5 separate regions of the Mus musculus genome follow, and regions 1, 2, 3 and 5 are each linked to region 4. The links are chromatin loops, found by intact Hi-C in ENCODE. Cell type or tissue: heart. All regions are shown on one strand. Each heading gives the region's core, and the rest is flanking DNA. Links, peaks and the distances in the headings are about the cores only. Region 1 overlaps Limch1 (LIM and calponin homology domains 1). Region 2 overlaps Limch1 (LIM and calponin homology domains 1). Region 3 overlaps Limch1 (LIM and calponin homology domains 1). Region 4 holds the start of Limch1 (LIM and calponin homology domains 1). Region 5 overlaps Limch1 (LIM and calponin homology domains 1).

Region 1 (6,320 bases), core at 589-5,588, 96 kb after region 4:
CATTCCTTTGCCCTCAGTTCTCAGCAACCACCATCCCACCTTCTGTCTCTATGAATTAGGTTAATCTAGATGTCTCATATGCATGGGGTCACTCATTATTAGTCCTCTTACTGGCCTATTCCACTTAGTACAGTAACCTCCTGGCTCAGGCACATTGGATCATACGTCAGAATTCCCTTCCCTTTTACGGCTAAGTAATACCCATTGTATAAATACGTACATTTAAAAATAACCATCTCCAATCCTTCAGCTATGGGGAGTCATACAGCTGTGAACATGAATGCATAAATGTCTCGTTGAGCCCAGGATATTTCGTTTTTCATTTGATAGATTTCTTGTCCTGTACAAAGGAAGTCAGATCCAGCACCTGGTCCTTACTGTTCTCATGTTAGACATGATGTTTGCAGGAGGTCAGTGATGGATAGTCATTGTCTACCTTTTGTCTGTGTCAGAAACACAGAATAGTCGGTATCACAAGTATGGGTACCAATGAACTCAGAAACCAAATAATAGTCACCTTTGTCCATCACTGTATATCGGCACCATTGATTTCTAGTGGGCTCCACACTCCAAAATATTGCACTTCTTGATGCTTGTCAGTGGTTTTTCATCTGCTTTTCATAGAGTCAAATGGCAGCTCTGTGGTATGGTAATACAATAGAGGAAGCTTAACTCCCAAACTTACATGTTTTTATTTTTATGGGTCTGGAATTCTATTGGGCTCAGTTGTATCATTGGGCTGGGGATACAATTCAGGTGGAATGTGCTCACCTAGCGTGTGAGGAGCTGGCGTCAACCTCCAGTACCACAAAAGCAAAACGAAACAAAACAAAACAAAACAAAACACCCTACTCTCCCAAACAATCAAAACCAGCCAGAAAACAAAACACATTTTTAAAATCCAAGAAGCGCTGAGAAGTGAAAAATGTCTCTTAAGTTTGTTTTTTTTTCCTTCTTTCCCTCTTCCCTCTTGTAGCTCATTAAGTAGTACAATATTAAAACATTGACCTGGTCCCAAATTGCTTGAAGCGAATTGAAATTCGCTACCTTCATTTGTTCCATTGACTATGATTATGCAAGCCAGGATTGAATCATACAGATAACGTGTCTGCCTCTGGAGCTCTTCCTCTGGCCATCTGGGGGGTGGGGGGCGGTGGTTTCTAGATAATGGTACTTGGGTCACATGACCATTATATAATCTGAGTTATTATAAATCCCAAATTTAGAGCAAGGTTGGCAGCCTTGAATTATTGGGCATCTAGCTTTCTCTCCTTCAGTTGGAATGAGTGGGTGGTCACACTCCAGACAGCAATGGGAGTCCTCCTAGCTTTATGCCTGCCCTTCACCTGTTATTTGATCAGTGTGTGCCATGCAACAATATTCCTAGGGAGATGTGAACAAATAATCTACTCACTCAGATGAAGAAATCATAACAGACCAAAGTAAGGATTCCTAAGAAGTCCAGCTTGGCAAACCACTAGGTTTTATTGGGGCTATTAACAGGAGTATGAGTGAAGGTTTCCTTACAGGAGCTGGGATGACTACAAGATAGCCATATCACAGAAGAACACCGTAGCCTAGGTGACAACTCCCGAAAGTTTGAAACCTGGAGCAACTGCACAGCCTGCAGGGCAGCTCAACAGGTTGGTGAGCTCGTTTGCTCTGAGCCCCTTCCAGTTAGCTTAGTTTGTCTTTGTTTCATTCTGAGAGTGTCTCCTTGTATTTGTTTCAGGAGGGAGGAGTTTAGTGAATCTGATCAATTTCAGGGACTTCTTAGAGCTATTTAGTTGTCTACTTCCTGAGCTTGACCTAACTTCCCTGCAGGATGGAGTGTTTCACCCTCCCTTAGATCATCCTGTTGTTTGATTCTCCTCTAAACATCCTGCTTCTTAAAGAGCTTCCCTTCAAGATAGATTTTTTTTTTAATCATAGAGATTGCTATCCAACAGTGTGGCAGTTCAGTTTTTACACTCTGGGATTATATCTACTGGGAAGATTTGTGAAACTCAGTTGTAGAGAGCCAGGATCTCATGTTTCCCAGGCTGGCCTTGAATTTACCAGAAGTGCACATAGATGTGTATTATCAGACTCCATTTATATGGACTGGAGTTAGAGCTTCATGTATGACAGGTAAATGCTCTCCCAACTGAGCCAGGTCCTCAACCTGAGACTCTTACCTTTTTAAGATGAATTTATTTTTATTTTATGTGTGTGAGTGATTTTGCTGTGTATATAAGAGCACATGTGATGATCCTGGTGCCTGAGGAGGTCAGAAGAGAGTGTAGAATCCTCTGGAACTGGAGTTAAAGATGGTTGTGAGCCCCGATGTGGGTCCTAGGGCCTGAACCTACAAGAGCAGCAGGCACTCTAAACTTCTGAGCTCTCTCTCCAGACCCTAAAAAGTCTTTACTGTTAACAAGTTGAAAAACATTGCCTTACTTTAGGAAACCCAGGCTAGGTATTTACATTTTATTTGTGTGTGTGTGTGTGTGTGTGTGTGTGTGTGTGTGTGTGTGTATACATACACGTAAGCCCATGCCACAGCATGTGTAGAGGACAGAGAACAGCTTGCAGTCAGTTCTTCATCCACTGTGTGTATCCTGGGGATCTGAACTCCAGCCTTGTGCCTTGATAGCAAGCGCCTTTCCCGGCTGAGCCATCTTGTTGGCCCTATCCTGGTGGTTTTAAAGCTCTTCTGAAAACTTGGCAGGGGATTTTTCTTCATGACTCTTTTGCAAACATGGCATTTAACAGGATGCCACAGATGTTGGTGACCTAAAGGCCATCCTCTCCATCTTTAGAGGGCGACGATCATAGGTTTTATGAGGTAGGAAGCCAGGAAGCTCTACTTTGTAGAACCTGGACCCTAACTTTTAATTAATTGACTAATTAATTAATTAAATGTATATGAGTACGATGTAGCTGTTTTCAGACACAAAAGAAGAGGGCATCAGATCCCATGACAAATGGTTGTGAAGCCATCATGTGGTTTCTGGGAATTGAACTCAGGACCTCTGGAAGAGCAGTTAGTGCTCTTAACCTCTGAGCCAGCCCTCCAGCCCTGACACTAATATATTTAAATCACTACCCTGCCATGGCAACAAAACCTCACATTTGAGAGACTGACTCTTGTCTATTCTGCTCCTTCATAAGAACACAGGATCTTGCATCCCTCCAGAATACACAATTGCACTACTGACTCCTATCTGTCACTATTTCCTGCCCCCATCTTTAATCCCATAATAGATTTGCAAAGCCTTTGAAGTGTTCTTCCTCTGGAATGTCCCATCCATCAGTGCTCCCATGTCCTTGTCAAAATGAGAGGTGAAGGTGACTCTGAATGTGGGCTGCCAGCCATGCTTGCAGCCATGGGCACTCGACACAGTGGCCAAGGCCTGGCTGGGGACACATTCCCAGAGAGCTTCCCTTTAGTTTAGACAACCCTCTTCCATGATTGTATTATTGATAGTTTTGCAAAACATGTAACTAGTCTACTCTTTGAGCACAATTCCAGGACTTTGGGTTAGCGGATAACAGCCACCAAGCTGTTGAGGTTCTTAAAAGGGAACTGAGGGGTAGAAGGAAGAATGGACCAACACGTGAGCAGCCCATTTGTGTCCCTATCATGGGAGCAGCCCATTTGTATCCCCGTTATGAGGGCAGCCCATGTGTGTCTCCATCATGTGAGCAGCCCTTTCCCAGTACTTATAGTTACATATAACTATGTGTGGTTTTATTTATGTACTATTTATTATTTTCTCAATGCTAGGATAGAACCCAGTACTTCATGCATGCTAGGAAAGCACTCTACTATTGAACCAAACTCCCAGCCTATGCAGCATACCTTGGCTGTGTTGGATGCAAGTCTATGGATGTGAGCGTGCACTCGCGTGTGTATGTGAAGGCCAGAAGTGCATGTCTACTAACTCGCTCAACTGATGTTCTCTGTATTTACTGAGACAGGGTCTCTCACTGAATCTGGAGCCGTCATTTCAGCCAGACTGGCTGGCCCTTGAGCTCTTGGGCCCTGCTTGTTTCTGCCCCAGGGCTTGTTTATGGATGTGCTCCACCAGCCCCAGCTTTCTGTGGGTGCCAAGGGTCATGACTCCGCCCCTTACGCTTGTGCAGCAAGCACTCTCATCACTGAGTCATCTCCCCAGCCCAATGCTTTCTTCATCAACACTTGGGTAGACTTTGAAAAGTTACCATCATCACTGCACCTACGCCATGGTGGGGAATCAAGGGCATTCTGCATCCACGGTGAAGCTTTCTTTTAGAAGCTGACTCACCCTGCACTGGCTTTTAATAAATGCTCTAAGATAGTGGAAAAGGCTGGGTGGAACAATGCTTGATATTTCAAAGTGAGCCCTTGAAAGTCTATTTCTGCCTCTTAGTAATAGGATCTCCGAAGATCCAGAATTATTTTTGAATTGGATTGCTGGCTCTGGGAGGCCCCAGACCTGTTCACTGGTAAGGACACTGCTGGAATGGCTTTTACACCTGACATTTGAGGCAAATTGTTTAGGGAATCACTGAGTCAAATACCTAAGAAATACTTTGTGTGTCTCCTCCTTGAGGTTGACCAGATAGATTGACTTCACCTACTTGTGTCTAATATCAACGTTCTCATAGCTGGGTTTTAAAACTTATTTTCTAATGAAAAAGTCAAATGTATGTGTGTGTCTGCATTGCTAGGCAGCCTGTGATCTGAATTTCATACATTCAGTCATGTGCTTTTACCCTGGGGGAGCATTCCTTGGCTCTGTGTATGTTCCCTTCCTGCCTCGCCTATCACAAATCCCTGAGCTATAGAAGACCTCTCTTTCCTGTCCCATGCTCACTTGCCTGTTTGACTCCTTTGAACATCTCACTGTTTCCTTTCTTTATCTTTGCTATAAATGGGTGGCTGGTGAGGTGGTCAGAGAACTTGTGGAAAAACAGTTCTTTCCCTTTCACTGTGTAGGTCTCCAGGGATTGAACTCAGATCATAAGGTTAGATGGCAAGTGCCTTTACTCACCTAGCTGTCACACCCACCCACAGTGTCGTTTTCAATCGTCCATTATGTCTTGAAAGAGTTTGCTCAGGGCCACGAGAGTCTGTGTCGGTGGCTATCTTAGTCTGTCCTTTGCTTTAATGACAGAATGCCTAGCCTGGGGAAATGATAAAGAACAGAATTTTATTTCTCACGGTTCTGGATGTTGGAAAGTCCAAGTGTATGGTCCAGTGGGGCTCTCTTGCTGTGTCACTCACTACACTACATGAGGGTAATTGAGTATGCAGAGATAGAAGAAGTAGTTGAGAGAGAGAGAGAGAGAGAGAGAGAGAGAGAGAGAGAGAGAGAGAGAGAGAGAATGAATCATTATAAGCCCACTCTTAGATAACTAACAGGCTGGCAGAGGAGACTTCTGCATCTGATTATTTCTTAGAGGTCTCATCCCCAAATACTCTCAGAGTAACAATTCAATTTCAACATGACCTTTGGAGGGAGCATCAAACCTAAGCAATGGCATGTTCACATTTAATACAAATAGCCTGTGTGCCCAAGATAACAGAGGTTCCACAGCAATTATGAGGTTGGGGAACTCTTCAGCCATTGTGCTGTGAGTTGGTCAGCTGTGCCGAAAGCCAGAAGTCCCTGAGCCGATCTGCAGAGCACTGGCCCCAGCCATCCAGAAGACTGGTCTTGAAAAGAGGTCTTGGGTCCACAGGCTGGGAAAATGCCGCTTTTCACGCCATTGGAAGATCTCATGAGCATGCTGTCAGCACCGAGTTGAAAAAGTAAACAGAGCATTCCCCAAACTTATTTGGCCATGGATCCCTTTCCACATCAAATCTCTCTCAGTCCCATGGAGCCTGGGATCCTGTGAAACACACATTGAGAAATGATGCTGTAAGCAGTTTTTCTCTTAGGCAGGCAGAGAATCGGTGAGAAAGCCTGCCTTCATGAAACGATACTTTAATCCCGCTACAGATGTGATGGGAAGGACGTTCACCCCTGCCCCCTCCTGCTGCAATAGGACAGCTCTGTGACTGTGCATCACTAAGGGTCTGCTTGTGCCAGGAGTAGGAGGAGACCAAAAGTTGTGTGTGCTATGAACCTCATATTCATTCAGGTATCTGGTCTGTTTCTTTATCTTGCTTTAGGCAAGACATTAGGCATTGCGTACCATAGCATATTCAGAGACAGGCAGCAGGCAATAGTTTGTCAAAGAGAAAACAAGCCCTTCTCTTCCCTCCTTCTCCTCCTGTCACGTGTCACCCAGTAGCACATGGCCAGCCTTACTAGATCTTCTTCTAGTCTACCTAGCAGTGCAATAAG
Region 2 (6,320 bases), core at 650-5,649, 110 kb after region 4:
TTACATAATAACAATAGTAACAAACCAATTAAAGGTCTGTGGGGCTATGATATAGAGTGTTACATTATAAACACGTCGTAAAAATGTTGCCACAAAGAGCTGTGTGGTTTTCCCTTTTGAATCTGGTGTCTCCATATTTCAGAATTTGAATGATTCAGAGCAATGCCAGGGAATGTAGATCTATTCAGAATTACCTTTGGGCCCCGTGGAAAGGAAATCAGATACAGATGAGCTTCCTCAATAGTTGCTCCCACTAAACAGTGCGATGACGTGCTGTAATGCCCCTGCCTTCTGCTTTGGTTTAATTATGGAGGCAGATGAAGGCTTTTCTTTTCCTGGAAAACCAGGGTTTGATAAATTAGTCATTTGGTGACTTTTACTCTGCATGGTCCTGCAACAAATATTGTGGTTAGTAATGAAAGTGGATTAACCCTGCACACAAAGCAGGGGGCATATGATGCAAACCAATGTGGCTTCTTGAAGGATGGCAAAGAAAGCTCTGATGACTTACTGCCATCCGAAGGATTTCGAAGGATTCCCTTGAATGAACGTTGGGCTCACCTCTGAGATGATAGTGGTGGTTGGTAGTTTTTGTCCATAAATTATAGGATTCCAGTATAATGTCATCTATACTCTCTGCCCCATGCATGTGTGTGTGTGTGTGTTTGTGTGTGTGTTGAACACCATTAGAGAGCTGTGGGAACTTTGCTTCTACCATGATGAATGAGATTCAGAGTCATTTTTTGGAAGCAATGTAAGGCATACTGGTTTGATGATCCTTTAGAGGTTAGGAGCTCCGTGCTTGAGAATAGATGGAAAACCAGGTAGAAGTAGTTGTGCCAGCGTCTGGACTGTCCATCAGACATATTTAATCCATGACCTGTGGGCCATGTGTGGCCTAGGATATCTATCATCATGACCCCACACAAGAGCACAACTTAAAATCTGAGATTTTATATTAAGATCTTTCTTTTCTGTATCTTGATTGTGACATTCTTGAGTGTGAACTTTATCAGTGACAGGACCATGTCACCGTGTCGAAGGCTGGATCTGCCCAATGGATGGAAGATGACAGTGGCTTGGAGAAAGGTGGCAGAATGGAGGAAATAAGGAACATGTCCAAAGAGTTGTTTATGGGTGTGCTTGATATGGAAGAAAGGGCTTGGCGTGGATGAGGATGGAGTTTCAATGATCAGATCAAGTGATGAGGGGAAGTAGGGGCAGGAACAGGGTAGAGTGCTCTTGACCATCTGCTACTACTCCCAACCAGGCTCTGAATCTTCCTGAGTCTCAGCTTTCTTTACAAACACCCTGTAACCTAAGGGTTCACACACACACACACACACACACACACACACACACACACACACACACGAACACATATATTAATAGACAGGGTCTCACTACATAGCCCGGGTTAACCTGGAGCTTATTTTATAGAACCAGTCTGGCCTTGAGATCCACTTGCCTCTGCCTCCTGAGCCCTAGGATTAAAAGTGTGTGCCATCACACTGCCTCAGATCCTCTTAATTGCTCTGCTGAGTTTCCCATCATGCCCTTGTGCCTTTGGAATGTGGTCTTGGAATGATGCCAGGGTCAGTGCCTTGTTGGGAAAATTGCTAAGAATCCTCGATTGGCTGGAATCCAGGGAGAGGTTAGAAGGGTCTGAGCCGTGACTCTTAGTTCCCTGCAAAGGGACTGTTGGTAGTGGCAGTTAATCTTAATATCGATGATTGGCATTGTCATGAAGGGAATGTTAATTAGAAGTCTTTAGTCAGAGTGCAAACTACAAGCCATCGTAAGCACATCATAAGAGACACTTTTTAAAATCGTCTGCATGAGTTCGTACTGAATTAGGTTGTTTCTCTGTAACCGGTAGGTACAACTTAGCAGTGAGCCTTTGAGCCCTGTTATTTTCTTTGTGAGAGGGCGATTTGTTTCCCTGTTGTATGAATTGTGCTTACGTCAAGGAATTTATCAGAGCAATCTAAGTTGCTTAATTTATTGGTACAAATTTGTTTATAATAGTCCCTTGTTGTGCTTTTAATATTTTTATACTCTGCAGTGATGTCATTTGCCATTCCTGAGTCTCTGGTAATTTATGTCCTGTTTCTCTTTTGGCTTTTTGTATCCCTCTCCCTCCCTGCCCCCGGCCCAATCCTGCTTCAGTATTTTTGTACATTTTTGATTTATGTTACTATTTTCTCTACAAATGTACTATGATGTTTAATTTTTTATTGTTTGGAATTGGTTTACTTAGTTTAAAAACATTTGGGTATAGTCCACAGATATTTTGATGTTCATTTAGAATTGAATTCTGTTGTGGTCAGAATACCCATTTTGGATAGATGTTTTTAAGTATATTGAGACTTATTTTATGACCTAGAATTTGGTCTGGCTTGGTAAATGTTGGAGGGTAGAATATTCTAGAAATATCAGCTAGGCCAATTGGGTCCATAGTATTACTCATGTGTTCTATATCATTATTCTGTTTATGTGTTTTGTCTGTTGTTAAAGAGAAATATTTAAACCTCTGACTCTACTTATGATCTGTCTCCCCCTCTCTTAGTGGTCCTATCTGCTTTGATTTATGTAGTTTGAAGGGCTTTCTAAAAACATGGTGAATGGTGAAATACATTAATGATCACAGTATGATGTCTTGCCAGTGAACTAACCCCTTGTTATAAAGAGCTTCTCCATCCATGCTGTTATATTCTGCTCTGAGACTTCTTCCTATGGTATTAGTATGCCTGGCCCAGGTACTTTGTGACTCATGTTAGTGCGTGTCTTCCAATGCATCCAGCACATCTGTAGGCAGCTCAAGGTTAACTCAACTTCAGCTTCAGTCTCACGATCTCTGTGTTTTAGTTGTGGGCTATTCAGCTACTCACACTGAATGTGATTGTTGATGTGGTCCGTACTAAATCTTCAACCTGTCTGCGTGTTCTATCTGTTCACTGTCCCCTTCCTTTCTCTCTTCTCCCTCTTCTTCCTTCCTTCCCCTCCCCTTCCTTTCTCCCACTCCCCTTCCTTCTTTTCCCTCCCCTTCCTTTCTCTCCCTCTCCTTTCTGCCTCCCCTTCCCTTTCTTCCTCATCTCCTTTCTCCCCTCCCCTCCTTCTCTCCTCTTTCCTACTCCCCTCCTCTTCCCTCCTCCCATCCCTATTCCTTCCCTCCTCCCTTTCCCTCCCCTCCTCTTTTTCACCACCCCCCTTGCCCTTTTCATTGTTGGAGTATTTTTATGGCTCCCTTTTCTTTTTTTCTTTTGGCTCATTAGACATGACTTCTATTTTTGTGTACTAGAGGTCTCTTTAGGGCATGTTTACAGACGTGCCTATTTGGTATATTTCAGGTCAGGCATTTGTATTTAAAGAATGGACAAATAAAACTCTGAGTACCTTGCTCCCTGCCAATGGTTGCTGACAGCCTGAGACACCATAAATGTCCCTCAGTCCCGTTCTGTCATTTATGCATGCAGGCTATAGTCTGCAGTCATAGTATTAGGTCTCCTGACATTAGACATACAGGGTCTTTGTGCTTGGGCAATTCCTTCTATGTGTTGTTATTGTTTTTTATGTTGAGAGTGTGTGCATCCCCATGGGAGAGATACACTATGACCTTGACTTGCTAAGTTGAGCCTGGAAAGTAACAGTCTTATCAGGACAAGCTGACACTTCATGGCCTAAGTTTATTTCACCTGATCCACGCAAAGTCACACCCGGGAAGGGAATTCAAGGTTAATAGATTTTCTTATTCTTGGAGTGTCATGAGTTTTTCAGGGCTCTTGATTTTTGTGGGTTTTTGTTTTTGTTTTAATACTGAACTTCCTGGTTATAAAAGAAAAACTTATGTCTCTTTTCCTTTTTTTTTTTTCTTTTCCAGCAAGTCACTGGTCGAAGTTTTGGTGACAAAGACTTCCGGACAGGACTAGAAAATGGGATCCTCCTTTGCGAGTAAGTAATGCCTACATTCCTTGGTTTTATTCTAGGGTTGTACTTAATCTATCACTCAGTTTGTCTGTAAGACTTCCAGTGTAGTCTGACTTTTTTTCTTTTATTTACTTACTTTTTCTTTTTGAGACAGGGTCTCTCCACGGCTGGTCTCTAACACTCATGCTCTAGACCGGCATGCACTTGTATCTACACAGATCCGCCTGCCACTGCCTCCTAAATCTGGCCTCCAGTATTTTACTTTTGATTGACTCACAGGTTGAATCTTACAAGAAACCACTGGGATAGGCGGGGAGCATATGTGGAAAGTGAGCGTCGACATGCAAAGGGAATCGTGGGGACCATAGTAATTGCAAATTAGATAAGGAGATAGAACCCGCTGGTGTCCTGCTCCCAGTAATTTCCCCACTTGGGAACTTGTGTCCCAGTAACTGTAAGGATGTGGGTCTAACTGTGCTACAAGTAATGGGGTTTCTATCCTTGGAAATCTCAACCCAGAGCATCTTGCAGCAAGTGAACACAGTGTTTCTGTAAATTCAGGGCATCTTAAAAGCAGGCCAGGATGGGTTCCTCACTAGCTCTGCTTTGTGCAGGTTGGGGTGTGTGTGTGTGTGTGTGTGTGTGTGTGGGTACGTTTCACTTGTGCTGTTGACTGAGTCCAGAACGGGTAGTGATGGCAGTTTCTCTTGTGTTTTGGAGCAAAGCTCTGTCATCGAGTGTTGTAGTAAGTATTTAACCTCAATCAGGGGTTTCTATACTGCCTTTCATCATTCACTTCCCAGATAAAAGACACACAACTTTCATATTTATAATAAGCCGTTAAAGTACTAGAGCTGGGCAGATATCTACCCGCTAAGCTATTTTGCCTACTTCCCTTCCAATAACCCCGAGTTACATCTTTCCATGTTCCATCTGGGCTGTTCTTAACTCCAATTAGCCAGCCCTCATGGCCATGTTTTCATGACTCACCTACCCCATGGCGTCTTCTCCTCTTCTCACCTTTTTCTTTTTCCTCCTCCCCCCTCCTCCTCCTCCTCTTCCTCTTCCTCTTCCTCCTCCTTCTTCTCCTTGTGGTCCTGCTTCAGACCCCAAGCTTGGGAACCAAAATGTGCTGCCTATATCTCTTCTGCCCAGCTATAACTGTTCTGATCTCCCCTTCACCATAATGTGCTGTGGCCTCTTTCTGAAGCTTCAGATAAATGGAATCACATAGGGTGGACTCTTATTTTGGCATCTTTCAGAATATTTTTTGATGAGGTTGAAAATGACAGAAGTTTTAGAGCCTAAAACTGAAGTGTTCAAGTCCCCACCTTCCTTCTATGAATCATTTACCCTCTTCCAAGTCACCTTTCCCTAAATGTAGAGCCACATTACTGCTCTACTGCATAGGCACTTGGGGACTTAAACACTCAACTGTGAGCAAGGCTCTCACAGGACTGTGTAGTGTGTCACAGACAAAAGTCACTTATTATGTAGACTTCTTTTCTACATAGCTCATGTCAGTGTGTCCTGCTGCCTGTCTTTGTTTAAAGAAAACTTGGGAACCCCAGATTGCTGTTTCTATTTCCTCTTTGGAGGGGGTGCTGTTCTTGGGCGTTCCTTCCCTCAGCCCCTCTCCTCTGTGTGTTATAGCTGAACCAGAGCTCATCTGTAGGTAAGCTGTAATTAGATGGTATAGTGCCTCCCTGAGCTGAGCTGAACAGACAGGCTCTAAACCGCCCTTCTGGGATAGCACTGGCACTGAATCTGGACTCGCAGCCTTCTCTTGGATCAACAGCCTGCTGAGAGCTGGCAGGGTGCAGCATACTTTCTGTTGAAAGAGTGTCAGTGTTGAGTATTATTATTTTTTATTATTATTGTCAACTTGATACATTCTAGAGTCATTTGAGCAGACAGAACCTCAACTGAGAAAAATGCCCCATCAGATGACCTTCAGCAAGCCTGTGGGGCATTTTCTTAGTCTATGACTGATGTGGAAAAGCCCAGGTAACTGGGTGTGGTAACATGTCTAGGCAGGTGGTCCTGGGTGCTATAAGAAAGCACATTGAGGGAGCTGGAGAGACGGCTCAGCGGTTAAGAGCACCAACTGATCTTCCAGAGATCCTGAGTTCAATTCCTAGCAACCACATGGTGGTTCACAGCCATCTGTAATGGAATCTGATACCCTCTTCTAGTGTGTCTGAAGAAAGCGACAATATGCTGAAAGAGGCAAGCCAGTAGGCAGCGTTCTTGTATAGCGTCTGCTTTAGTCCCTGCTCCTGGGTTCCTGCCTTGAGTTCCTGCCCCGACTTCTCTCAGTGGTGGAGTATGACTTGAGAATTGTTAGGTGTAATAAACACTTTTCTCATCTCTGTTGCTTCTATTCGTGGTGT
Region 3 (6,320 bases), core at 386-5,385, 52 kb after region 4:
TATTCAAGACCACTATGTCATACTTTGGCTTTCTGTGCCTCAGTTTCCTTATCTGTAGCGTGAGAATGAGACTTGTGTTTTCTGTTTGGGATGCTATGCTCTGTACTGAGTTGAAACAAACCAAGTGCTTGTCATAATGGCTGGCACACAACATGTGCTCTAGAAACACTGGTTGTTAATAAGCGTATAATCAATCTGGCTATGGATCCTGTGTCGTTATCTCCTGCCATTGTTCTATTTGGTTTCTGCTTTGGCTAAGACTGGTTTATCTCTACCCATTATCTTCAGTCTGTCCACTTTCTACCCCTTTATCCCCACCATGCCTCCTTTTTAAACTCCTTTATCCCTGCTGTTTTAATTAGGGTCTCTATTGCTGTGATGAAACACCATGACCAAAAAGCAAGTTGGGAGGAAAGAAAGGGTTTATTGAGTTTACACTTTCATATTGCTGTTCATTAACAAAGGAAGTCAAGACAGGAACTCACACAGGGCAGGAACCTGAAGGCAGGAGCTGATGCAAAAGCCATGGAGGAGTGCTAGTTATTGGCTTGCTTCCCCTGGCTTGCTCAGCTTGCTTTCTTGTAGAACCCAGGACCACCAGCTCAGGGATGGGACCATCCACCATGAGCTGTCCCTCCTCCCTCCATTAATCACTAACTGAGAAAATGCCTTATAGATGGATCTCATGGAGGCATTTTCTCAACTGAGGCTCCTTGCATTCTGATGACTAACTTGGGTCAAGGTGACACAAAACCATCCAGTAACACCTACCTTGCTCCTTTTTCTCAACCCACCCTGCTTCTACATTGGTCACCAGAATTGAAAGTGACTGAGTGTAAAACTCAGGTCAGCATATTTACCTACATAACACAGCTTTTTATATGGACTAGATTTTTATATGAACTAGATTAGCTTTTTAAATCTCAAAAATTATGGAACATGAAGCATGTCTGCACCAAGTTGAAGCCCTCTGGGTCTGCATGTGATAGAAGTAATTTGAACAGCCAAAATAAAATAAAATAAAATAAAATAAAATAAAATAAAATCTTAAATCATGTGCAACACATTTTGTGTTTGATATATTGTTACATTCTACATCAAGTAAGAATACTGTCTGAACTGTTAGGCAAGTGCATGGAAACATTGTATCTTTTTTTACTCAAGTCCTTCATCTTAGCAGGTTCTATCACTACTTCTGCACCAGAGACGTTAGATGAAAGGTTTTTACCTTCTTTACAATCTGAAAGAGTGAGGCAGGGGCATGCGTTGAGAGCCACATAGATAGATATGTTTCTATTTGGAGCTGTGATTAGCCCAATCTTGGGCAGTTTCCTGTGATGACAGAGAATGGGGAAGCCCATTTAGAAGCAGACATGCTGTCCAGGTGTGGTCTGGGAAAGCTGTGTTTGTATGAGGGGTACTGGAGGGGCTTGGTGGAGAGGACCTTGGAGAAGTCACGATGTAGCACAGGCATCTAGGTGGCTGATTGGTCATGATACTCAGTGAGTGGTGTTCTGAGCCTCAGAATAATTAGAAGGGGCTACAGCTACTAGGGAGGTCTCTTCCCTCCTGTCCCCTCCTCCTATCACTCTAATTAATAGGATTGTCTAAGATACTTCTTATAAAGTTAAAAGCACTTTCACAAATTTAACCCTGTGCATATAAAATCAGGAATCCTTGTTGTTGTTGTTTGTTTGTTTGTTTTCCCTTTTTCTCTCCTAATGTGAGACCATGTCGATGATCTAAGCAATTCTGGTGATCCTTAGTCTTCACCTTGCTTTGCACATAAATCAAAGACCAAGTCTCAGCCCTTTGAATGTATGCCAGATACCCAGTCCAATACCAGGTGTATAACACGTGCTTTGAAATGCCAGGTGAGACAGGGTGGCACCAGTGGAGGGAGGAAGATCCTGAGGATAAACCCAGCTTGGACTACGTTGTGAGTTTTAGGCCAGCCCACGACGACCATGAGGTCCTTTCTCAGGAAACTGGGTGTTTGGGGGGGGGGGAGTCAGTTGAATGAAAGAACCTAGGTATACGTTCAAAGCTGGTTTCTTAGATTCGCACTGGCTATTTAAGGGAACCTTCTAACGGATCCACGAGTCCTTATCTGAAATGTACCACCTATTTTAGAGTTTGCTAGACTTACAAGAATTGGTGCAGAACATATATCATATAACCTCTTCAATAGCAGTATCTCATATTCAAACACACTGGGTATTTTGGGAAATGAAATATAATGAATGCAGACATTGAATTATTAAGACAATACACACAGCCTTGGGTTAGTTCAGGTCAGGTTTTCAGAGGTGTCAGGATATTTTTATTGTTTATTTCAGATGGGGGTGGGGCTCACTATGTAACATTGTCTGGCCTGGAACTTTCTCAGACTTAACAGAAATTCACCTGCCTTTGCCTCCCAAGTGTTGAGATTACAAGCGTGCACCACTACTCCTGGCTTTTGAATTGTGGGTAAGGAACAGCAGGCCACAGTAGAACTTTGTAGCTTCTCCTGGCTTGCGCTGCTGTTAGGTACCCAGTTTGCCGAAAACAAACAAACCCCTGGCTTTGTCTGTGTTAGATGGAGAGGCCGACTGCTGATGGCATCGCTCATCTTCTGTTTCCTGCAGGAAATCTGCACTTCTCATGCCACAGGCAAGGCAGGAAGCAGAGGAAGATCCATCTTAGGTTTGCCTCTGGGTGTCTGTGTTGGATCCTGATTAGGTCTCTCGACTGTAAAAATAATTCTTCTTGGCCACCCAGATGTCTCAGTCCCTTTCCTGGTCCCTTTCCTTAATATCTGCTCAGAGAATGTGACATTACTCATTGTTTGGCACAAAGGGATCCTTAAATTGAGAAGAACATATCTGTATTTTTTTTCTGAACATAAAAAGATAACAGTAAAAAAAAATAACAGTAACACAGCATGAAGAGTGAGTTGTTTTAATTTGCAGAGATAATGACTTCAGACGGCTTTGTGTCTCTGAAGGGACGTTGATCTCATGAGCTGTTTGATTGTTGTCTGTTTCTTGTCCTTTTCTCATGGTCTTAATCCTTACCCCGGCTTTCCAGTGCACAGAGAATCTCTCTCTTAGCACCCCATCTCTGTTGTCTGCCATGTCTCAGAGTGGGGTAAGACAAAGATAGCCTACAATATCCTCAAACTAGTGGCAATCCTCCTGCCTCCTGAGTGCTGGGATAACATGCATGTGCCCAGAGCCCCACCTGGTTACTATGTTTACTCAATTATACCTGCTTTCAGGTGCTACTTCCTACAGCTTTGAGTGTCTGTGGGTGTGGACCTGGGTACTTAGTTGCCATTCCTAAAAAATAGACACTTACTCATAGCCCAGGGCTTTGGCCTTCACTGTTTATGCTGCAGGTTTTTCTGTTTGGAGTCTGCTCACATAGGCAGACGCTTAGATTTTTAGTTTCATTGCCGTCTGGAGCCCTTGGGTTGCTGGGCAGCTAAATACTGGATGTGTGGCTGAGAAAGAATATGTTAATGCGTGTGAATGCTTTTGCTCTGAATTGAGGCTGCTGTGAAATCTGAGAGAGTGCAAAGATTCCTCTAACTTCATGTTACTCTTAGTTCTTTCTTTCTCTGTGTGTGTGTATACATAGTCATGTACCATAGGAAACATTAGTGAAATTTATTATGAGCTTGAACCTGGCAGTTTCCCATTATGAACAGTGTGTGTTTAGAGCAATTCACTTAGTGCAATCTGTTGAAGGTTCCATGCATTGTGGAGGAACTATCTGGGAACGATTGTTTTCTGACCGGAGCTAAACAGCCCACCCAGCGCACACTGCTGCTGCCTCCAGCCAGCTCTGTCGTTTCCTCCCGGGGACTCTCCCTCTTAGACTTTTGGTTGGCACGGAAACATTAGTGTTCAGATGAGCCACCCCACTCCTGAGTTCACTTTGACAGGTCTGTGTAAACAACTTCTTCAGCTTTGTTGAAATTAGTGGAAAAATCTAGGCCATTCTGTTTATAGTTCACGGCTATTGAGCAATTGATGTTGGTTTGCCTTTCATCTGAAATATTCATTAGAGGTGAGAAGCTAAGCAGGGAACACATCCGTTGGTACACCTGGTACACAGAGGAGCACCTGCTGGAAGTTTCTGGTGAAACTCCAGTTAACTCTTAGCTCCCCATGGCTGGAGATGGATGTGGCATCAGAGGTTGAGTGCTCTTATCTGAAGCATTTGGGACTACAGATATTTCAGATTGCAGATTTTGGTATGGCTGTGTACACATAGATATCTTGTGTGCATGTTTGCATGTTTATGTGCACAGGTCTGTCACCCTGGCTGGTCAGTGAGCCCCAGGGCCTTGCACCTCCTAAATGGGAAAGTTACAGATGTGCACAGATGTGCACTACTTTGCCAGGCTTCTTACATGGCTACCAGAGATCCAAGTTCAGGTTCTCATGCTCGCCCCACAAGTAGTCAGTTTACTGGCTCCCTCAGCCCTTTCACATGAGCATAAGACCCAAGCCTACACATACACACACACACACACACACACCTACCTTTACATATAGGCAAAAAGATAATTTTCTATATCTTAAATCATTCTGTATAAGAGACAAGTTTGTTTATCACAGATGACAGAGTCCAGGAGAGCCCCTTTTCATTTGGGGATGATAAGCTGTCTGAATGTGACCTGTTGTAGGTGGCCAGGAGTGAAGTTCTCCCCTAGTTGTCTTGGAGACACTCAGAAAGTGTCAGGTATTAGAACATTTTGGATATTTTGATCGAGGGCATTCAACCTTTGTTAGTTTTTAATCCCTCTAGCCTGATGCAGTTCAGGGGCAGAGGAAGAAACACAATTAAAGTTGGGAGAATTGATAAATGTGTAAGCATTTAGTGAGCAGAGATGGTGACCAGATGTCAGCCATTTTACATCTGAGTATTTCTTGGAAAGGTAGGAGGGGGAGCTGCTTAATCGTTTGTTTATTTGTTTGTTTGTTTTTCAGAGTTTCTTTTGCTATTTCTGCTCCATGTACCCTTCTTTCACAAACCCTCTAGGGTCTGCCTGTCTGCCTGTTTCCTTTCTTCTCACTCACAGAATGGTGGTATCACATGTACATTTGAGCACCACAGAGAGTTTGTCTCCAAGCACATCAAGAATGGCTTTTGCTTTCTTTTTGCCAAAAGGGTCTAGAGAATGGGCCGTTTTATGTTTATCTGTCTGAAAGACTGCTCCTGCCCTCCTTCCCTACTGACCTCTGCCCAGCCCAGGCAAGAACTCAATTGGTCCCATGCAGTGACCACCCCTTTGGTCAGACAGTTCTGGAAGTCTATGTGTGTTCGTCTCCTTGAAAAAGTGGAAGAAGAGGGCAGCCGGGGTCTGTCCCAGAGCCGCAGCCTCGTATTTATTTTTCTTCATTTGCACAGACGAGTATTTGCTGGGAGACCTTGCACCTCTGCTCAGGCAGACTCTGAGTTATAAAAATACAGAGCAAAAAAAAATAAAACAGAAGCCAGACTGAAGGTTATCTCACCCAAACAGGGCTCCTTCCTTCTTTCGATTGTACAAACAAACTCAGTCCCCAGTTAGGGTGTAATCCATCATCCCCGGGAACCCAGCGTGCTTCTGCTTTTGTCTTTAATTGAGGCCTCATTGTCTGGTCCTCGGGGGCTCTGCTCTGCTTCTCGTCCTGTTTGCCCACCAAATGGTGAGTCTGCATGAAAGAGAAGAATAGTCGCCTGGCTTCCTCTTCCTTCCATGTAGTCAGCTATTGTAGGGGGCGGAGGTCATCTCTAAATGTGTTGTGGGGGATAATAAACAGTTTTCCTTGGGTGGTCTTAGCTGTTGAACAGGTTACTCTGGAGCTGAGATTGTCCAAAGTCACTTTTAAAATGGGGGAAATGTGATCTGCCTGATCTTTGGAAGAGAGGGGGAATACAGTAGTAGAGAGAGACACGTTGGACCCAGTAGTGAAGAATGGACATGAGGGAGGGGCTTTGTGTATGTGCCTTACCTTCCTTGTGTATCCTTTGTATGATGGCATCAATTGCAACCTGTCCTGGGTCACTGTGACGAAATGCGTCACTCTCTCTGAAGGACTTAGAATGGTGCCTGGTATATAGTCGGCACTGTAAAAATTGTTTTCAATGAGAAATGGCAGTAGGAAACCATCAGGAGGGATTAATGCCAAGAAGTTCAACAGAGGCACCGGGCAGGGGGTGTGGCTCTGTGAATACAGCCTTTGCCCACACAAGTGTGAGTCTGGGTTTCTGGCTTCCATGGAAAAGCCAGGCAGGTGCGGTGGCTGCCTGCTATCCCAGCACTTTAGAGGCAGAAGTAGGCG
Region 4 (6,320 bases), core at 391-5,390:
TCCTGCTATGTAGTCCAGGCTTGCCTCAATATGTATCTCAGGCTGTTCCCAAACGTGCAGTCCCTGTGACTTAGCCTTCCTGATGCTAGGATTATGGATGGGCACTATCCTACTGACTTGGTCAAGAGTCTAAATACTCACTTAGACGTGCCATCTAGGTCACCGGATTCCTTTCCCTCTCCTTCAGTTAAAGCCCATGCTGACAGTTCAATGTCAGTGCACTGGAGTTGTTTTATGAGCTCTTGTGTTTATGTTGGTGTCTTTCTTCCTGCAGACAAGGTCCATTCTCTTTGGAGTGCATTCCCTTAGCTCTTTGCCGCTAGTGACCCTCTTGAGCTCTGGGTTGGCATATCTTCCCCTCCCTCTGTTTTGGATGGCAGGATGCAAGGGTCAACTGGCCTGTATTTAGCACTAACTAGGGACTAAATGATTCTGTCTTTTTTGTATTTAGTCACCATGATGCTGCTGGATGGCTTGAGGCACTAATGTAAGGTGGTCTGAACAGGGGTGGAAAGGAAGTTGATCATGCTGTTATAGCAGGCCTAGAGAAAGGCTGTCTGAGTCTATGTCCTAGCTTCCTCATGTCCCCGGATTTCTCATATCAATGGGAACAGGACTAGAATAAAGTTTGGGTTGGTTACCTATTTGTATTGCAATGAGACCTATGCTTTGCTCCATTCAAATGCCATATAAGTAGTTTTCAAAGTTTATACACTGTAAGTCATCTGGCTCCCAAACAGAGAACTGTGTTTCAAGCCTGTTTTGGGTTATATCTCTGTGTTATAGTGGCAGAATTCTACCCAAACTGAATTCAGACTATTAACAGATGACAGATTTAGCTATGGTAAATACCTGCCTACCTCTAGTCACCCTCAATGACCTCTTACCAGCAGCCATTCAGAGAGATAGATCCACTGGCTTTGTGTCAATCAAGAACATTGTATTGCATAAAAGTTTCCTCTGAGATTGCAATATTACATCCTGCAGGGAAGCTCTTTAAGCAGGAAGGTAACCAACTCAAAGTAGCTTCAGGAAGTCCCTGAAACTGACCAGATTCACCAGGCCCTGACCTGACAGAGTAAGCAATAAACACTGAGTATCCCCTAAGAAGAGCAGAGCCAAGCAACAAAGAAGACTCTCCAACAAGCTGAGCTGCAAAGAAGAATCAGACCAGACCAGCTGCCTAGAAGAAGCAAGGGCCAGCAGAGCTGCCTGGAAGAAGTTTAGACCAACTGAGGCACCTGGAAAGGGTACTCTTCACCCGTTGAGCTTCCTGCAGGCTGTGCTGTGAGCTCCAGGTTCCCAGCTTTGTGAGCTGTCACCCATGCTGGGGTGAGCTTTAGTGATGCAGTTGTCTTTGAGTCCTTTCTGCGACTGTAAGTAACGTCTCACCCACGTTCCTCTAAGTAACCCAATGAAACTCATTGTTCACCAAGTTGGACTTGTATCTCATCTGCCACAGGATCCATGCCTAGTGTAAGTAGACATGTGGGTTGTGTCTTCCCAGGAAAGGTTTGTCACAACACCCTGAGCTTACTGAGCCACAGATGAAGTGACTGAGCAAAACTAAGGGGTGATAGAAGGAAGTGGGCAAAGGTGGGAAACCAGGGGGGTTTAGCATTCCTGGGCCTGAAGGGAGGAATGGGTCAAGAGGAGACAGGACCCAAGGAAAGAAGACATATGTTGCTTTAGAGTGGTGGTGTCAGTCAATCCTCAGGGAGACACCAGCGTAAATACCCAGTTTCCTTCTCCACTTGTCCCTCCTCCAGGCCTCTCCCAGCATGCTTGCCTCCCAAATGCACTGGTGCAGCCATTTCAAGAGCAACATGAGCAGCTTATTAAAAATCAACTGGCACCTTCTCTCCTCAACACAGGCCATCTCTTACCAGATAGCTCATTCTACAACATCTTTTGATTCCCATGTTTATTGTCTGCTCCCCAGTGTGAATATCGGTATTGTGAATATCTAGAGAAATACATACAGAGAACGGTGTCTCATATAGCTCAAGTTGGCTTGTGCAATGGATGACTTTGAATTTCTGATCTTCTGCTTGCACCTAGTGAGTGCTGGGATTATGAGCTTGTACTTCCAAGGACATGACGCTGGGGACAGAAAGCAGGGTGAGCTGCATGCTGGGTAAGCGTTCTACCAACTGAGCTATATCCCAGTCTAAGTGTACGTATCTTGAAGGCAAGTTCTTAGAATTGTGTCTTGCTGTGATGAAACACCATTATCAAAGCAACGGGGGAGGAAAGGGTATTGGCTTACATTTCCCTATCTCGCTGTTCCTAATCAAAGGAAATTAGGACAGGAATTCAAGCAGGGCAGGAGCTGATGCAGAGGCCATAGAAGGGTGCTGCTTGCTAGCTTGCTCTTCATGGCTTGCACAGCCTACTTTCTTATAGAATCCAGGACCACCAGCCTAGGGATGGTGCCACCCACAATGGGCTAGGCTCTCCCTCGCATTTTCTCAGTTAAGGTTCCCTTGTTTCAGATAATTCTAACATGTGTCAACTTGACATAAAACTAACCAGCACACATTTTAGGAGTTTTTGTTTGTTTGTTTGTTTGTTTGTTTTTGTTTTATCCCTCCCTGCCCCCACCCCACCCCCCATTCCCAATCCGGCAGTCCTAGGTTCCTAGCTTGGTGGTTGGAGAATAATAAGAGCTGAATAAATCCTGTGAATGAGTCAACAGGCTAAGGCCCAGGTAGCTTGCGGGGAGTCCCTCCCCTTTTAACAGAAAGATCTGGCGGTTGCCTTGTGAACACCTTAGAGTGCTGGGTCCGGAGCTGCAGCTCTAGGCCTCAGGTCTGTAGCTGGGAGGGACAGCAGGTGCCAGTCAGTCCTCCAGTTCTGCCGCAGTAGTGCTGTTTCCCCGCCCAGCTTCACCCAAGGTGCAGCTCGACCTGCTACCCAAAGTAGCCGGCCGGAGGCAGGACAAGCGGGGTGGCGGGCCGTGTTCCTCCCACGGTCCTTGCATGAGCCCGGGAAGGACGCCCGGAGCTCCTGGCAGGTTATTTTTAGTTGGGGGAGGGGACGAAGCGGCGGGCCCGGGCGCCACTGGCTGAGGTGGCCACGGTGTCCTCCGGCAGTGCGCGCCGCTGTCCTCCGGGACCTGCGCTCGGTGGGGGCGGGGAAGGCGGCTGGAGAGCGCGGCGGGCGGGAAGGGGCGGAGAGCGCGCTCCTGCGGAGGAGGCTGTGCTCATCCCGGCGGCCGAGCGCTCCAGTACTCGCCGGGCTTCGCAGATGGCTTGCCCCGCTCTCGGTCTGGAAGTCCTTCAACCCCTGCAGCCCGAACCACCTCCGGAGCCTGCCTTCGCCGAGGCACAGAAGTGGATCGAGGTAGGTGCCGCCACCGGCGGGCGGCCTTGCAGGGGCGCCCCAAGCTGCTGCCCCGAGAGCAGCGACCTCAGGTCCAGCCTTCCCCCACTTTCGTGGCCAGCTTCCCCAGGTCATCCTCCGCGGCCTTCGGAAGACTGAGATCCCTTGGCGTTGGGGCTCTGGGATGGTGGGCGTGAACAGGGGGGACACTGCGGTCTAGCTGTGCGCCCAGGGGCAAGAGGCTGTCCCCTGCGCCTTCATCCCTGCTGCCTGCGGAGCTCGCAATCTCCGCTTGGTTTGCAAGTGCTGCTACGGAAAGCGCAGTGCGAGCCGTAGCGCTGCAAAGGCTACAGGGGCTCGAGCTTCCAGAGCCCTTTGCGGGAGCCGCATTTCGGGGTGTCCCGCTCACTGCTCCACATTCCCTTGGCCTCTCTCTTCTCCCTTCCGGAGCAGAGTTGGCAGTATCACCACTGAGGCTCATACCCATCCAAGCCTCTTGGCTGTGTTCTGGCACCCGTTCAGGTGCAAGGTTGGCGCAGAGCACAGCGTAGGGGGGAACCTGCAAGACCTAGTTGTGAGTGCGCTATCCGTAGACACGCTGCCCAGCTATCGGTTGTCCCAGAGACCGCAGGGTGGGCTGCAGCAGGCCCCGTACCGGGCCAGGTTGGCACATTTCACTTCTTAAATGACTCGGTGGAAGGCCAAGGAAATCACTGGAGCTCTCGGCTCAGTCCAGGAAGCGCTCGCTGGGTGATCCTGATTCATGATGTCTATCTGCAGGTGCAGCTCAGTAGCCCTGCTATTCTGAAACAATCCGGTCTTTGGGTTCAGGACGCGTGGAGGGCGAGAGTGGGAGAGGTGATTTGTGATCCACTCTTGGAATTCCTATGAACCACCTTTTAAAATGCCTTGTAGAAGAGGAATTTGGCTAAATGGCGCGCAACCCCCTTGGCCTGAGAGTTCAAAGGAGGATGTGTGCAGCTAAGTCGTGACCAAGCAAGAATACGCTTCAGAGAACTCAGATGGTCGCTTAGCGACCCCATCCCCACCCTTGGGACAGCCCAGGTCTCCAATGTTGGTAGGGTGATAGAACTATAGGGCTGTATATTTAAACCTGCTGGGTTGCCTGCAGAGGCTATTGCTGGAAGGCTCAGCCACAGGCCGCCACCTTTCAGGGTCAACCAGCTTCATGGATGCAAAAAAGCTCCTTAGCGTTTGGAGCCATCTATTTAAAAACGGAACTAAGGAAACAATATATACCAGGCACCATTACTAAAAGTCAGGGCTGGCTTGTCTCTTGTAACTACCAGATGTAACTTACTACCAGATGAGAAAACGACGTTAGCCTCTTATTTTTGATGGAAGGCTTATTTTGATGGAAGGCTTGGAGCATGACAGGTGTTCTCTCTGAGTTTGGGGCTCACAGGCTCACTGGAGACAGTAGTGGAGAGTTGTGTGACAGCTTCTTTCAACTTCTTGAATTTTTTGGGGGGGAAATTAGCCTCTGTTTTCTCATAGGCACGTGATTTATTCCCAGTTTCTTTGATAGTAACTGATAGTAATTTATAGTAATATTGACATACATGTCCTGCCTTTAAAAGTGCATTGTGGTATAAACTCCATGCAGGATAGAATGCAAATCTGAATCTCACATCTCTGTGAATTTTGGAATATGTACACATATTTATTACATCTCCCCATAGATCAAAATATATAAAGATTTTTTTTTCCTGTTGGTATTTCAGGCTAAACATTACACAGTGTAGAACATTAGCTTTCATATCAGCTTGAGGAAAGGAAGAGACAGTTTAAGAAAGCAGAGCCGGGTTAAGCGCTAAACACAGTTTAGAATGGCTCTTGATACTTTGCCCTTTAAACCAGTCAAAGACAGTGAAAACCCAAATGGTGTGTGTGTGGCTTTAGGACCAGGCTGCCAGGCACGCTGCGTGTGCATAATTGAAGTGGCCTATCTCCTTTCCTCAGTGGAGTTGGATTTCATCAAAAGGGGAGTTTCCTCTCCTAAGCCCAGGCTGGGTAAAAAGGTGTGTGTGTGTGTGTGTGTGTGTGTGTGTGCATTGGGGGAGTGCTCAACACTCCCCCCCCTTTCCCCTTCCCATTCTTGAAATGTAAATGCCACGTTTGCAAACTGGGAGCCGGGGGCCATAACAGATGGTTTTGCACACAGTTGCCCACTGAACAAAGATTCCTGGGCTAATACAGCAATAATGTGTTTCTTAGTGTGAGCCGCTTCCCGTGGGGATTCTTATCAGGAGACAATCGCATCTCCCCTTAGGGGCCCATTGTCTCTGGCAACATCCTCATTGGGGAGGGCTTTGTTTTTCGGTTTTGTTCCATTGGTGATTAAATTTCCCACAGGCCTTTTTCATTTTTTTCTTTCTGTGCAGTCAGGAATTTTTCTGAAAAAAAAAAAAACCCACCAAAATGTTCCCTTGGGTGCAGCAGGTTAATAAATAAACTTTGCTACTACTCTGCATCTTTAGTTCTGGGCTTCTTTGAGTTGGTCTGTCTAGAGAATTTACATTCTTAATAAGGCTCACAGAGCAAGCTTCCGGACACAGGTTCTTAGCAAGGAATTTCTCAGCCTGTAGCCTTGACTGTTTGAAGACCGTCTTACTGGGCAGGAAATATGGCTCAGAAGCCAGGCTCCTACCTCCCCCAACACCAGCTTCTGCTTCAGCTGCCAAAGGTGAACTCAGTAATAAAGCTGGGCTCGGTCCGGTCACAGACTGGGTAGGGACAGCTGGGTCACATTTCCAGAGACTTTCCATGGTTGTAGGAGCAGCCTGAGAGTACCTTAAGTGGTTTTGGGGAGGGTCCTAAGGGGAGACAGCAAAGTTCAAGGAATAATTCACTCTCAGCAGGCAGAGGCAAGGCCAACTTCCTATTGAATTGCCTTTCTAGCTTATTTTCCTAGGGCAGTAAGCTGCACAGTGGGCCAAGAGGCCCAGCTTCCTAGCTGGAAGTCCTTGGGTGGG
Region 5 (6,320 bases), core at 839-5,838, 200 kb after region 4:
TTGGACGGAGACCGATGGGATCTGTAATCCAACTGTTGTCAGCAGCAACAATGAACACTGGACATTTGTGTGTGCGTCTTCCCACTGCATGGTTTTGCTCCATCATGTAATTAATAGCCCAATACATACATTTTGGCTTGAGTAGGCTTTTCTAGACTGAATCAGGAAAGACGGCTCAAGAATTTATTTCTGTATAATAATTATAAGCGACGACTTACATACAGGCAACCACCACCTTGCATATGACCTTTGCATACATTAGCCTGCTCCTAAGTTCGAGGCTGCCTACATAAGTCAAGTTGATGACTAACCATGAGCACATAACAGCAGCAGGACTTTAATTTTTTTTAAATCTCTCGTGTGTAGGCTATACACAGTGCCTCTTTTCTTAGACCCATAAACTGTTTCTCATTCCATCTTTCCAGTCTTTCCTTGACTCGAGTGGACGAAAATGTCCTAATAATGCCTTCTCTTTACAGAGACCTCACTTCTCTGCAGGGAATACAGTCTAAGACCCCCAGAGGATGCTTGAAACCTCAGGTGATACCAAACCCTGTCCATTGCTAGCTAACCCTTGACCCAACACATGGAATCCTGGTTGAATCTGAACTGTCTTCCACAAGCTTATGCTTTGAGCTTAAATGGTGGTGCTGTTTCATGAGGCTGTGGACCCTTTGAAGGGTACCTCTATGATGTGTAGGTCGGTAGTAAGAGGCAGGACTTTGAAAGGTATGGGCCTGCCATTGATTGTCTGCTTCCTGGACCACTCTAATGCCAAGAGCTTCCAACTCATACTCCTGCCATCAGGAACCCCATGGCTTCTCTACCCTCATGTGTTGAGATCTCTGAAACCAGGAGTAAATCTCTCCTCCTTTACTTTGTCTATTAGGCATCCTCTCATAGTGATGCAAATGTCACTAGGCACATGTATACCAATGGTAAGTTTAGTATATAAAATAGTAAGATGTTAATAACAACTAATAGTAAGCGATTATGGTAATAAACTATAATGAAATTGTCAGTGCTGTTATGCTTGTGCTTTAAGGGCAATCGTTAATTAAGATGAGGATTACTTAAACTTGTGGTGGCTCTCCAACTGATCTGACAACCAAGATGGCTGCAGAGAGGACACTGGACAAAGGGATGACTCGCATGTTGGGCAGAACGGATTGGCATGGCATAACACTTTATCACATTATCTAGAACAGCATGCAAAGCAAGACGTATGAATGATTTACTTCTGGATTTTTTTATACTTCTAGACCATAGCTGCCTACGGGAATAATTGAAACCTTGGAGGGCAAACCTGAAGATAAGGGGGGGGGGGGGCTACTGTAATGACTGACTGGAAGATGCCAGACAGTTGGGCTCTGCTGCTTAATGTATGTTTCCTGTAATTATGATGTCCACATCTGCAAGGCTGATAGCATCGCCCACCTTACAGATTAGAGATGGGAAGATCAGAAAGGTTGAGAAGTCTAACCAAGAATACAGCCAGAATGCAAATGAGGCTGTGGTTTTAACTGAAGACACCAAAGCCATCATGCCATGTGCTTTAGTCTATGTTCCCTCACCATGGCTAATTTGATACAAGACCTCTCTCTCTCTCTCTCTCTCTCTCTCTCTCTCTATATATATATATATATATATATATATATATATGTATATATATATATATATATATGGTTTTAAAGTTTCTGTTTGATTGATTGATTGATCGGTTGTACGTATAGATAAGAGAACTTGTAGGAGTCTGATCTCCCCTTCCACTACACAGGTCCCTGGAATCAAGTCAGGCCAAGGTCATCACGCCTGGCAGCAAGAGCCTTTACCCTCTCTGCTAGCTTTCCCCTCTTTATATGGATTTTGAAAAAAATCTAAATATGTAAGGGATCATGAAGATTAAGGAATATTTTGTTTTATTCACCATTAAAAATATCTAGAAAGCTACTTAGCACATTACATTTAAATATTTAAATGAATGTATATTACCTGCAACAGACAACTACACTTTGGGATTTGGGGTTATCCTGAGCTGGGCCATCTTAGAGAGGGAAGAGAAGGGATAGAGCTCTAAAATCTTCAGAACAAGAGTTACCAGGAAGGTGTAAGGCCGGGTCTCCAGTAGCGCCCTGGAAAACATTTCCAGCCACTGGACAGGCTCACACATCAGTGGGATGGGAGCACTCCGAGGCCTAACCAAGAAGTGACTGCATGGTAGTTATATAAACAGTGGCTCAAAGCCATGTGTTAATACTAGCCTGGTGAAAGTGGGCTCTTTGGGGAAGTCTCTCTTAACTGAGACTCTTATGTCCTTTACAGTCTGTCAGAGTTATTCTGTCAGTAGCACCTGGTTGTGCTCCCGTGGCTTTTCAGTCATCCACTCAGAGGTAACAGCCTCTCTCCATCAAATTTTGCAAAGTTGATTCTGTCAACAGAGTCCCGACCTTTCTTGACTGAATCTACTTTTATAAACCTGAAAGCTTTCCCCACATTATCTCCTAGTTTTAAAAAACTCCAAGAAAACATGTTAGAATATTAAGTGGATAACTGAATATTCTTCAACTGGGACATGGTGAGCTAAATATCACTTGTAGGCCAAATCCAGCCCAGAGTCTGCCTGTGTAAGTGTCATGTATTGGAAGACAGACATGTGCTTTCACGTGTGGACTTCCCAGTTACAACAACAGTACTGAATTAGCTCTTAAGAGTCTACCATATGACCCACAAGGCCAAGGAAATTTACCATCTGACCCTTTACAAAAAGCGTTTTCTGACCCCATCTATACTCACCAATTCTTAATAATTTGCTATTTAAATTATTCCTCTCTCTAAACACAGAAAAACATTCATGGTCTCCCCACCCATCCCTCCTCTCCATTCCTGTTTTATGCCCTCGTGACCTTCCTCTTTTACATGTGAAAATAAATGCGTGCACACAGACGTACACATGCAATTTTATTTGAGCCACTTAGAAGTGGTGTTATAGGAAACCTTAATAATACACCCTAAACAACCCCAATGTATACTTAAAAATAAGGCATGCACTCACTAATTAAATTTCACTGCATAGCCTTATTTGATTTTCCTTCTAGAGTCTGAAATTCAATTAAGGCTCATGTACGATTTGGGGGAAGCATATATCTTTGCTTACCAGAGTTTTTTCATAACAATGAATTTTTTCAAGTCCCTAAAAAACAACCCCAAAGATTACCAAGTCTTGGTGGAATCATTAGCTCTGTGTAAGTGAGACTTACATATAAAAGTCATTGTAGTAAACTGTGTCTCTCATTTCTCCTATGGGATCGAGACAGTTATGTGGTTTCGTTCTGAACTTGAGCTTCTAAGATGTGGCCTTTACTTGAAACTGTAACGTGGAGACATCTCAGTGTGTAGGAGAGGCGGATGAGAAAGGACGGGATGCCTCCTGTGTAATTAAGAACATGGTCCTTCCTGCCTGCTCCTGTGGCTGGCCTCTGTTAGTTCTTGGCTGGGTGGCTCTTCCTTCTGGCTTTGTGTCTGACTGGGGCTTGGCTCTTCTCCAGCATCATTAGGTTACAGCAAGGAGTTGGAAACAGACCTGCAGTTATTTAAATCTTCCAGCCCAAGTTGTTCCTGCTGGCTGCCATACAGAGCTTGTATGTTTGCAGGCCGTGTGCTGAATAGTGCGCTGTGTTCCAGGGAGCATGTGTGCATCTGGGAACTTGCATCGAGAGAACACCTTCTTGTTTGTGCTTGAGATCCAGGATGCCACAGTCCTAGGGGACTGCGTGCTGGTCAGAGGCCTGTCCTTTATTGTGGTCACTGATGATCTGTAGAGATTGCCGGCTCACTTTCTTACTTTCCTGAGAGGCACTCTCTTCAAGCCAAAAGTCACTCGGATGCTCATTGGAGCCCAGCTGGCATCTGTACTAGTCATTGCCTTGTTTGCAGTTGCCTTCTCCAGTAAAGAGTATGTTTACTCCTCTGAGATGTGGACTCAAAAAGCAGGGGTATGCCTTATTTTGGACATGGCTGCCTCGGAGCCAGTGGTGTCTTCAAGAGTTTCAGAGCCAAAAAAGAATGGGAGAGAGACAGAAGGAGACAGGACAGAGAGAGGGGGAAGAAAGGGAAGGACAGATGAAGGGAAAAGGAAGGAAGGGAGAGAGGGATGGAGGGAGGGAGGGAGAGAGGGAGGGAGGGAGGGAGGGAGGGAGGGAGGGAGGGAGGGAGGGAGGGAGGATGGAGAAACATACTTGTGTTCTGGTGAGAGGCAAAGCAGGAAAGAGAAAAATGGAGAGGAGGAGGGAGGTATGGAGGGAAAGAGGGAGAGATGGAAAGGAAAGGGGATTTCAGGATGGATGAATAGGCATAAACAACTAGAAACCAGAGAGGTGGAAAAAGAATTGCTACTCAGGGGCTTAGAGTTTGTTCCTCTGGAGAGACCCCATTTCCATGTTTGTGCTGAGTTAGCTGGGCCCTGGTCCTAGCTGGTTGACTCTGTGTGATGCATAGGTGCTCTGTGCCTCCTCCACTGCTCATCTGGGAAATGGAGACAGTAGTGCCCAATTCATAGGGTTATTTGGATGGTAAAGGATATGTCCCGCTGCTTAGAGCAGGAGCAGCTGGGGTAAATGCTCAGCTACAGAGGCTACAAATGTGCCATCCACGTTACGCATGCCTCAGGAAACCCACCAGACCAGTCTTCTCCTTGCTAAAGCAGTCACTGATCTGGAACCTGCTCTCTTGACTTGAGTAATTAAAATTTGAAAGTCGAAGCCAGTGTTAGAAGAATTCACGGGTGTGTTTCGAGTGTCAAGTTGACGAAGTACTTTCCCAGTTTTCAGACAGACTCTAGCAACTTTTATGTAATGAATGCTAGGGCTAGTGATCCCTTTAATTATCTCTCCGTGCTTTTCTAACAATCATTTATGTAAATGCACCAATTAAGAACTCTCATTCACCATGCCTCTCTGACTAGCTCTCCCACTACAGTGGCAACCCCCCAAGTCCTAGTACATCTGTTGTCAACCTTCCTGACAGTTTTTCATGTTGTGGTGACCCCCCCCCCCACCATAAAGTTATTTTCACTGTTTTGTGCTATTATGAATTGTAATGTACAAGTTTTGGGAGACGGAGTTTTGCCAAAGGGGTCATGACCCACAGATCGAGAACCTCTCTTCTAGGGAGAAGGCGTCAGAGTTTTGCTTTCTGAGAAGCCCGGTGGTCCAATTTGAGGAAAGGTACATGTTCTGAGACTGGGAGAGATCTGAAAGAAAGCAAATGGGCTGGTGTGTTGATGAACTCAAGTACATTGAGAAATAGAAATGCTGGTGAGGACAGACAGACTGACAGACAGACAGACAGACAGACAGACAGACAGACACACACACACACACACACACACACTAGCTGAAAAAGGAATTGAAAAGGAATCCAAAATGATTTACTTTGCAAATGAAAATTGAAATCTTAAGGCAAAGTAACTTTATTAAAAGAAAAGATGTAATTAAAGTCATTCCCTGGCTACTCATGGTAACTCATGCTTGTAATATCATCACTTGGGAGGCCAAGGCAGGAGGATTACCAAGGCTGGGGTGGCCTACATATGGAGTTCAAGACTAGATTGGGTCATAGAAGAAGACCCTATCCCAACATACAAAAGGAAAGTAATTGGCCAATTAATTTAATAACAGAATGGTCCAAGTATACATTGAAAAATCTGGGTCCTTTGAAAGGGACTTGATGTATTTCTTACCACTTTATCCTTCCCTTGATTTATTTATTCCAGGACAAAATTTTGTAGTGAAAAATATATCGTTGAGAAAATAAAAACTCAGGAGTTAGGTATGAGCTACTAAATTTAATTATTTAAACAACGTGGAAAGTGACTAAAGAAGAGAATGCCCAGGAACATCAGATACGGGACAGCATCAGATCAGTTGTGGCAAGTGCACAGTTGTCCAAAAGAGGCCATGTGCAGAGTGGTGCAGGGCCTGTGAATGGTGGCACTTCCTGCCTCCACAAGAAGCCCAGAGCCTCATCTAAGATGGAAACCACACTGGGATGAAGGTGTCTCCACTTTAGAAGGGGCTGCCCTGTCTCCCCACTGGTCTCCCATCTTTTCTGCATACTGTTGACTTCCTTCTAGCCCTGCTCCCAACTGTCTTCTTCCAGTTGCCAGTTGGGTACTCAGCTCTCAGACATCCAGCCACTGACTCCTGCAGCCTGTTAGCTCCATCTGTAAGACCCTCTGAGATCAGTTCACTCCCCACAGCTCCAGCTGTCCTGTGGTACTGACCTTAGACTCATCAGACATACCCCACTGTTTTGCAACCTGT

The links. Peaks named below come from ENCODE experiments on the same cell type or tissue, not always from the same donor. Only the 100,000 strongest peaks of a DNase experiment are listed, where the experiment ranks them.
Region 1: a loop joins it to region 4, with 2.7 times the contacts of the local background. A loop is called at or near these places in 8 of 42 quality-filtered maps.
Region 2: a loop joins it to region 4, with 2.1 times the contacts of the local background. A loop is called at or near these places in 10 of 42 quality-filtered maps.
Region 3: it touches region 4 in a loop (2.1-fold over the local background); 5 of 42 quality-filtered maps call a loop at or near these places.
Region 5: a loop joins it to region 4, with 8 times the contacts of the local background. A loop is called at or near these places in 4 of 42 quality-filtered maps.

Annotation. Positions count from the first base shown.
Region 1 is chr5:66,838,810-66,845,129 of GRCm38, forward strand. The region is part of intron 1 of Limch1 (LIM and calponin homology domains 1); the gene reads left to right. Among named protein-coding and RNA genes, the nearest start is that of Gm52776, 52 kb to the right of the region's middle. In heart, for the core only: no CTCF peak of the experiment used is centred there; a DNase peak (open chromatin) is centred at 3,352.
Region 2 is chr5:66,854,003-66,860,322 of GRCm38, forward strand. It overlaps Limch1 (LIM and calponin homology domains 1), which reads left to right. Exons shown (of 26, transcript NM_001001980.3): 2 at 3,881-3,951. Among named protein-coding and RNA genes, the nearest start is that of Gm52776, 37 kb to the right of the region's middle. In heart, for the core only: no CTCF peak of the experiment used is centred there; no DNase peak of the experiment used is centred there.
Region 3 is chr5:66,794,888-66,801,207 of GRCm38, forward strand. The region is part of intron 1 of Limch1 (LIM and calponin homology domains 1); the gene reads left to right. Among named protein-coding and RNA genes, the nearest start is that of Limch1, 52 kb to the left of the region's middle. In heart, for the core only: no CTCF peak of the experiment used is centred there; no DNase peak of the experiment used is centred there; H3K4me3 peaks cover 303 bases; H3K27ac peaks cover 516 bases; H3K27me3 peaks cover 423 bases.
Region 4 is chr5:66,742,661-66,748,980 of GRCm38, forward strand. Limch1 (LIM and calponin homology domains 1) reads left to right here and starts at 3,229. Exons shown (of 26, transcript NM_001001980.3): 1 at 3,229-3,345. The coding sequence starts at 3,250. In heart, for the core only: a CTCF peak has its summit at 3,227; DNase peaks (open chromatin) are centred at 2,991 and 3,851; H3K4me3 peaks cover 2,609 bases; H3K27ac peaks cover 1,523 bases; H3K27me3 peaks cover 3,598 bases.
Region 5 is chr5:66,944,598-66,950,917 of GRCm38, forward strand. All of the region lies in intron 3 of Limch1 (LIM and calponin homology domains 1), which reads left to right. Among named protein-coding and RNA genes, the nearest start is that of Gm33040, 52 kb to the right of the region's middle. In heart, for the core only: no CTCF peak of the experiment used is centred there; a DNase peak (open chromatin) is centred at 3,534.